Linked DNA regions of Mus musculus: region 1 is linked to region 2. Evidence: chromatin contacts called from ENCODE Hi-C or POLR2A ChIA-PET data. All regions are on one chromosome and are shown on one strand. The core of a region is the stretch at or near the end of the contact, and the rest is flanking DNA. Distances in the headings are between cores, read along the strand shown. Region 1 holds the start of Ndrg4 (N-myc downstream regulated gene 4). Region 2 holds the start of Gins3 (GINS complex subunit 3 (Psf3 homolog)).

Region 1 (3,392 bases), core at 439-2,938, 45 kb after region 2:
GTTAATTAGGGCAGCCAAAGGGGACTTTTGACTGCTAGACTTCAATACTTTGATAGCTGGACCTCAGCCTCGGGAGGAGGAAGTGATCAAATACAGGACTAGATCCTGATGGCACGCTTTTAGGAATGTAATCTAGTGGGGGGTTTAGCAAGGCAAGGAGAATGCGGGAGAAGGGCAAGGCCAGCCAGTCATGTCTGCCTTGTTCCGGCTGGTTAGAATCCCTTCAGCCACAAGCTGTAACATAAACAGGGGTTGCGTGCCACACCTGCAGCCATCAAAATCTCAGCGGCCTCCTCAGCGGGCAGTGGGGTTAATTTACTGCTGCTTCAGGTGTGGCCACCTGAAGCCGAGGCCTAAGGGCAAAGCACCTCTTACAGAGGCAGCAAAGTCAGAAGTGTTGTGGGCTGGCTTCTTGTGACATGCTCCTTCCCCGCACCCAGGGCCTCAGAGAGATCCTGATCTAGTGTACTTTCTCTGTGAGCCATCAAGACAGGAACCCAGAGGAAAAGGTAAGGGACACACAGGGCCTGAACGGAATGAGTCACCAGGACCTCTTATCTCGTCCCAACTTCGGGGTTGGTGATGCTCAGGGTTTGGGGAGTCAGAGAGACTTCAGGGCCTCTGACCCTCCTGAGGAACCAGTGAGATCGAGGAGGATAGAGTCCCTTTCCTTTCCTGCTCCGGGAGGGTGACCTGCAGGGAATAGGTTGTGGCCACCGTGTGGGTGGGGCCCTGGTGGGGACAGAAAGAACATCTTAGCCAGGAAGTTGCCTGAGTTCCTCAGAAACCTTCAGACTTTGCAAACAGGGGGAATGTTGGCTCCTGGACCACTGAACCCCAGCTTCTCCCCAACCTCCCCAGGGTGTCCCCTCAGACGGATGGGTGGGGACTGGAGGGGAAGAGAGGTAGAGGTGGTGGGAGTGAGCCAAGGTTCCCCGTGGGAGTCTCTGGCGCTCCCCGAGAAACGCTGGACAGAGACGGGACCCTCTTTGGGAGGTCAGGCGCTGCAGATTGCATCTGGGCCCCGGCCTGTGGGTCTTCTCACCGGGCCTCCCGCCCACTCCCACAGCCCGAGACAGCCCGAGACAGTCCAGCTCCAGCCACCAAGCGGGACGCGCAGCGCGCCCCACGCCCACCCACCCACGTGGGCACGCCCCCGCTGCGCGGCGCCCCGCCCCCAGCTCCCGGGGCTCGCTCGTGCGGGGAACCTGCACCGCTCGTGGGTGGCGGCGGCGGAGGCGTCCAGGCCCGGCTCCCGCCTCCGCGACCGTGTCGCTCGGCAGCCTGGGTGAGTCGCCGCGCCCTCACCCCTGGGATCCCCTCTCGGCGCAGCCACACCGCAGTCCCGCACCTTCTCTCCACCACCCTCACGCCCTGGCCACCTTCCCTCCCCCCGCCCCCCACGCGAGGGCGACGCCCTGTCTCCCAGCCTTCTTGGCTCGGATCCCCCGAGACCGCGGCTGTCGCCCGTCCGGCCGCGACGTCTGGGGGCGGTAGGCGTCTTTGTTCGCGAGGGGCCCCTCCCGCGCGGTGTCACACTCCCCCCCCCCCCCCCCGGCGCTCACCACGGCCAGGTGGCGGCGGGTGCCTTTTGGGGTGCGCGGCTGTGCCATTGGTGGATTTTTTTAAACCCTGCTGGAGGGGGCGGTGAGCGCACCGCGCTACCGGCTGCTGCTCCCGCCGCTCCCGCTATCCCGCCGCTCCTCTCTGCGGCTACTGCGCGCCTCGCCCCGGGCGGCCCAGCGCGCTCCACCGTCGCCAAGATGAAGGTGCTGGGACACAGGCTCCAACTGCTGACAGGTACCGAGGCTTGCCGCTCGCCGCTGCCGCTCTCCGACTTGGAGCGGGTTCGGGGCGCGGTGGCCCGGGTTGGAAGGGGCGCTCTCGGGTGCGCGTTCCCAGTTGAGCGAAACCTGAAGCATGCCGGGCTCTACTGAGCCGCGAGCGCCGGCGTCTGGGAGGGTGGAGCTCCACAGAGGCCCCCTGTGGTGTCCCGTCGACGGAGCTCCGATTAGCAACCCCAGGGGAGCTCCGGAGTTTTCCAATCAAATATCCCAAGTCCCCAGAGAAAGCAGCCCTGGGCCTCCTGGGGGAGCTGGGAGAACCTGTGTAAGGGCCTCCTCTTTTCTGTGATGGTCAGAGCCACCTTTCTCTCTGGGAAGAAGTTTCTTGCTGGAAGTAGAGTCAAGTGGACTAGGAAGATGGGAAGCTAGGTTGAACCGTGATGGCTCAGGCCATCCACCTTGGGCCCGCTCTAGAGAAGAAATTAGATGTCCCTCTGAGGGCATCCTGGGGCCAGTAGCTGGAATGCCTTGGAGAAACTGGATGCCTAGAGGAGATGGGAAAGGGAGCAAGGACAGAAGCCAGGTATCTATCGGAAGGTTACATGTTCCTCATACATGAAGTCCAGCATCAGTGGAGGCTTCCGTTCTCAGAGGGGAGGTGGGCACCTGGGCTGGAGGGAGCAGCCCCTGTCCAGATCTCACTGGACCATGCTGAGCCCTTGTCAGGTGCACACCCATGTATCCCTAATGAACATATTCCAAGAGATGCTTCTCAGCACTTGGGGTCCTGCCGCTGTAAGGTGAGGAAGGGGTTGCTCTGTGTGTGTGTGTGTGTGTGTGTGTGTGTGTGTGTGTGTGTGTGTGTGTACACTCAGGAAATGGAATGGGATATGGGGTAGGGATCTGAAAGGACCCAGAGATTAGAGCAAGTGGCTGCCTTTGAAGACCCAGACAGTGAAAGTAGAACTTTCTGTTCATGGAAAAGGGAGGTCACGTTCTAAGCTGGAGGAACAAAGGGTGTTCTGCATGTGCCCTAGAGTCTTGAGTGACTTAGTCTGGGAGTGGCCTGGCCCTGGAGGGTGTGTGTGTGTGTGTGTGTGTGTGTGTGTGTGTGGAGTGGTGGTGGATGGAGGTATAGGCAGGAAGTAGGCCAGGTGAAGGTTTGGGCTGTGAGTGTGTGCGAGCATGTATGTGTGCAAGCGCGTGTGTGTGTGTGTGTGTGTGTGTGTGTTTGTGTGTGTTGGGAATGGTAGTGGATGGAGGTATAGGTGGGAAGTAGGCCAGGTGAAGGTTTGGGCTGTGAGTGTGTGTGAGCATGTATGTGTGCAAGCGTGTGTGTGTGTGTGTGTGTGTGTGTGTGTGTGTGTGTGTGTTGGGGTGTTATAGGAGGAAAGTAGGCCAGATTCGGGTTTGGGCTGTGTGCTAAACCACAGTGGGTCTTGCTGGGCTCATAGAGAAAGGCAGGTGGAGATTTGCTGGAGCCTGGGAAAGCCTGGCGGGTGGTTTTTGGCACCTGCCATTGCCCTTCAACTTTTCCTTATTGCAGTCACCTGCAACAGAGAGCTGCAGCAGGCTAGCCCCACTCCCCACCTCAGACTGGAAGAGGGA
Region 2 (3,826 bases), core at 627-3,126:
CATAGAGGTCAGCAGGTCATAATGTACATGTGACATCTTCTGTCAGGATGGGTAATGGTCTAGGAGGGCAGAGTCTGGGATAATCATCCTGGGGAATTTGGGGGAGGTCTGCCTCTATAGCAAAAGGGGTGAGGTCTGCCTCCACAGACCGCAAAAAGGTCACCAGGTCATTAACAAGATCCACTCTCAGCTTTCTGGATGGAATGCAGGCATTTGATCTTTATCTCTTCCATTTGATCTCTTATCCTACAAAATATCAGCACTTAGCCCAGTGTGCCTCAAATGGCCTTACAACACATTAACATATGGTTGGGCAAAGTCATCTAACACAAGGCCTAATTTATAACAAAACATGAAACATCTCGTGGTATTTATTGAACACTGTATTGAGAATTACAGCATGGTTATATGAATAAGCTTTTGTTAACACTGTAAAGTAAAAGATTGTGAGTCGAACCATTGTGAATTGGGTAGCAGCAGTATATAAGAACTGGGTACATGCAGAAAATTGCCAGTAGTTACAGGACATGCCTAGCTCACACCCTGGGTCTGCTTCTGACCCGCTCTTGTCAACAAGCACATTAGTCATAATTGTTTTAGAGATAAGGCCTTGCCCTATAACCTGGTCTTGTTTCGACCCTGAGATCCTGTTGCCTTGGCTTCCCCAGTCCAGGGATTCTAGGCATGTGCCAGCATGCTTGACATTATTGCAACTTTTTAAAGTAGCTGTCTGGAATAAAATGTCTTAAACTGACTAGAGCAATGGTTGTTAAAAGAAGAGGAATAAAAAGTAAAGAAAGTGGTGTAAATACTTCAAGCATTCATGTGATACAAGTGTTTTTGGCAAGAAAAAGCAAGTGACTATTGCTTAGCATATGTAAAGTTCTAGTCCATATTTAGAAGGCTATTGCTTAAATGTAGTGAATTATGTAAATACATTAACAAATTATTTCATTCAAAACTAAAAAGGAATACAAAAGATGAAAGGCATGCTCGCCCCCTTTCCTGTGTTGCTCACAAACCACTACCTCAGGAATGCCCTCCTACAGTAGGTAAATTCGGTAGCAAATCTCGCAACAATCTGCCTCAACCTGTATTCATGTATGTACCGCCAAATCTAGGACCAAGCAACCAAGCAACCGTGGTCTTTCCTTTGTTCTCAGGTACTCTACCTGTGATCGCATTTGATATAGGAGCTCCCGCTTGCAGAGTGGCTGTGAAAAGACTAGGAAACTGGTCTAGTTTCCTCTTTCAGGAACCCAAACTGATCACCACACGAGGACTTTGCCAGTTGACAGTAGAGCAAGGCCCTGAACTTCAGATCTTCCAGCCATATATAAATCTACCACTCCATCTAGACTCCCACCCCACCTGAACCTACACCCGGCCAAAATACTACAAATAATTTGTAACTTAGCACACAGTTAAACATTTGGACTAGTGCTTGCGTTTTAGTTTCTTCTGTTGTTTTCAAAGACAATAATTAACCTACCAGTGAAAATGCAATAAAAGCGGGATTAATGAGGGCTGGAATACATAGTGTAAAATGATATTACTTGAATCCCCAAAGATGTTTTTAAATTCTATGTGTGTATTTAAAGGCTGCATGAACACAGTTCCGTTAGTACAGACACATGCTGTCCCTTCAATGATGTTCAAGCTTCATATACCTTCCCCAGCCTAGTCTACAAGCTGCAGGAGGACTTCCGGCCGACTCATCCAGGGCTTCCGCATTGGGCGGGGACACTGGACCCAATCTGTGACCTTATTGATTGCTTTTGCCTGAGCGGCCGCAGGCTCGCCGAAATCGACTGCTCGGGTCTGGCGAGTGCGGCGCGGGAAAGCGAGTTTGAAGCCGGCCCTAGTTCGCTGAGGTGGCGCGCCCTCCTCATCCCTGACTGTGCTGCGAGCTGCCATGTCCGAGGCGTATTTCCCAGTGGAGTCGGGCGCTCTGGGGCCGGAGGAGAACTTCCTGTCTTTGGACGACATCCTGATGTCGCAGGAGAAGCTGCCGGTGCGGGTCGAGACGCCCATGCCGCGCCTGGGAGCCTTCTTCCTGGAGCGGGGCGCGGGCTCCGAGCCGGACCATCCGCTCCCTCAGGTGAGGCGAGCCCGGCCGGGGCAGAGGTTTCCAAGATCTGGAGGCGGTGGGAGTCCTCGGGGGTCCCGGGAAGCTGCACAGCACTCGGAGGACTCTCCCGCCACCGATCTTAGTCTTCAAACTTTCCAAAGTCATTGGCTTTGGCTCCAGCCCATCATCTCAGGGTCTCTTGGTTCTATTCATGGTTTCCATAAAACTTATTTGAAGTTTCGAAGTCTGGGAACTGCAGATTGTCATGCGCACTCGGCACAATTATGACAGTGTCTGCAGCCTGTTTCCGAGGACCGACTGTCCATCAGGGGATGGGAGTCTGTGATGGGGGGATAAATTGTCATCTTCTCGCTTAGGCAATTCTACAAAGAGTGAGTACCTCAGCCAGGGTTCCACAGTAAGTCCGTGCTGGCTTAACCAAGGCAGTCCTCGGTAAAAGGTTGCTCATAACAATTTTCAGTGTCGCACTGAAAAATGGCAACTGCAGCTTCCCGTATTAAGCCTTTTGCCCTCCCATAAACCTAACAAAAGCTGGGTTAACAAAGCCAGGGTCCTCCAGTAAATGGTGAACTGGGATTCGAACCTTGGACTCTATGGCTTCAAGTACGAGTTTGTCCCAAGAGCGTAACTTGCAATGGTTACTTTCATTTCCCGTTAGGTCCTTTAAGTTTTGTTTGGAAGGGTATCAATTTTGTCTCTGTCTATTTCTAGGTACTTTTTCTCAAAGTAAAACACCACATTTTTACTTTTTCAACAACAGAAAGGCTCATTTTTGCTCCCTGGGCTGCTTCTCAACCTCACAGTCCTTTGTAAGTCGACTCTTCAGAGTCGACCGCCATGTTTTTGAAGAATATTCCAGGACTGGGGGTGAATCCTGGAGCGTTTCACATGCCAGGCAAGCATGCTACCACAGAGTTCTACCCCAAATGTCAACTTATTGGCTCCCCATTGTCATAGAGAAAGATTTAGGAGTCTTTTGTTTTTGTTTTTTTAATGTTTTTGAGACAGAGTTTCTCTGTGTAGCCTTGGCTGACATAAACTGGCTCTGTATACCAAGCTGGCCTCAGACTCAGCAATCCTTTTGCCTCTGCCTCCCTGATGCTGGGATTAAAGGTGTGTGTCACCACTGTATGGCTAGGATTTAGTTGAGCTCTTACACTCTACTGAACAAGATATCCTGCCGAGTTTGGGTCTTTTTTTCTTTTTCTTTTTTCCTTTTCTTTTTCTTTCTTTTTTCTTTTTTTGGTTTTTCGAGACAGGGTTTCTCTGTATAGTCCTGGCTGTCCTGGAACTCACTTTGTAGACCAGGTTGGCCTTGAACTCAGAAATCCGCCTGCCTCTGCCTCCCTCTGCCTCTGCTGGGATTAAAGGTGTGCGCCACCACGCCCGGCTGGGTCTTATTTTCTTAATTTACCTAATATTCTAGTCTAGCATCTTTAAAAAAAAAAGAATTAAAGAATAATTTTTAGCTATTATATTTCTCTGGGTTCTTCTTAGCTATCGTCAGGCTTTTTTGTTGTGGTTGTATCTAATGACAGTTTTCTGGCTATGATAACAGATAAGGTTTGCTTGATATTTTACTCATGATCAAACTGGTTTATTGGTTTGGGAGAGATCACAGGGGTCAGGTTCCATTTTTACTGCATCACACCAACTTAGTGTTGTCGACTCTGTGGTAGATTCTGATCACCAGGCTGAGGTAGTGTTTGTTATGTTTGCCATACTCCTTGGAAG

Evidence for each region. A loop is a pair of places that touch in the nucleus more often than their neighbours do. ChIA-PET counts read pairs that join two places held with the same protein, here RNA polymerase II (POLR2A).
Region 1: a loop to region 2 is called in a map of left cerebral cortex, with 5 times the contacts of the local background. The contact joins the promoter of Ndrg4 here to the promoter of Gins3 in region 2. A Hi-C loop is called at or near these places in 8 of 37 maps with a recorded cell type or tissue (T-helper 17 cell, heart, left cerebral cortex and 2 more). POLR2A ChIA-PET finds 5 or more read pairs at or near these places in 2 of 5 experiments (Patski and embryonic stem cell).

The regions. Positions count from the first base shown.
Region 1 is chr8:95,676,584-95,679,975 of GRCm38, forward strand. It overlaps Ndrg4 (N-myc downstream regulated gene 4), which reads left to right and starts at 1,689. Exons shown (of 17, transcript NM_001372423.1): 1 at 1,689-1,800. The coding sequence starts at 1,764.
Region 2 is chr8:95,631,683-95,635,508 of GRCm38, forward strand. Gins3 (GINS complex subunit 3 (Psf3 homolog)) reads left to right here and starts at 1,877. Exons shown (of 3, transcript NM_030198.3): 1 at 1,877-2,101. The coding sequence starts at 1,916.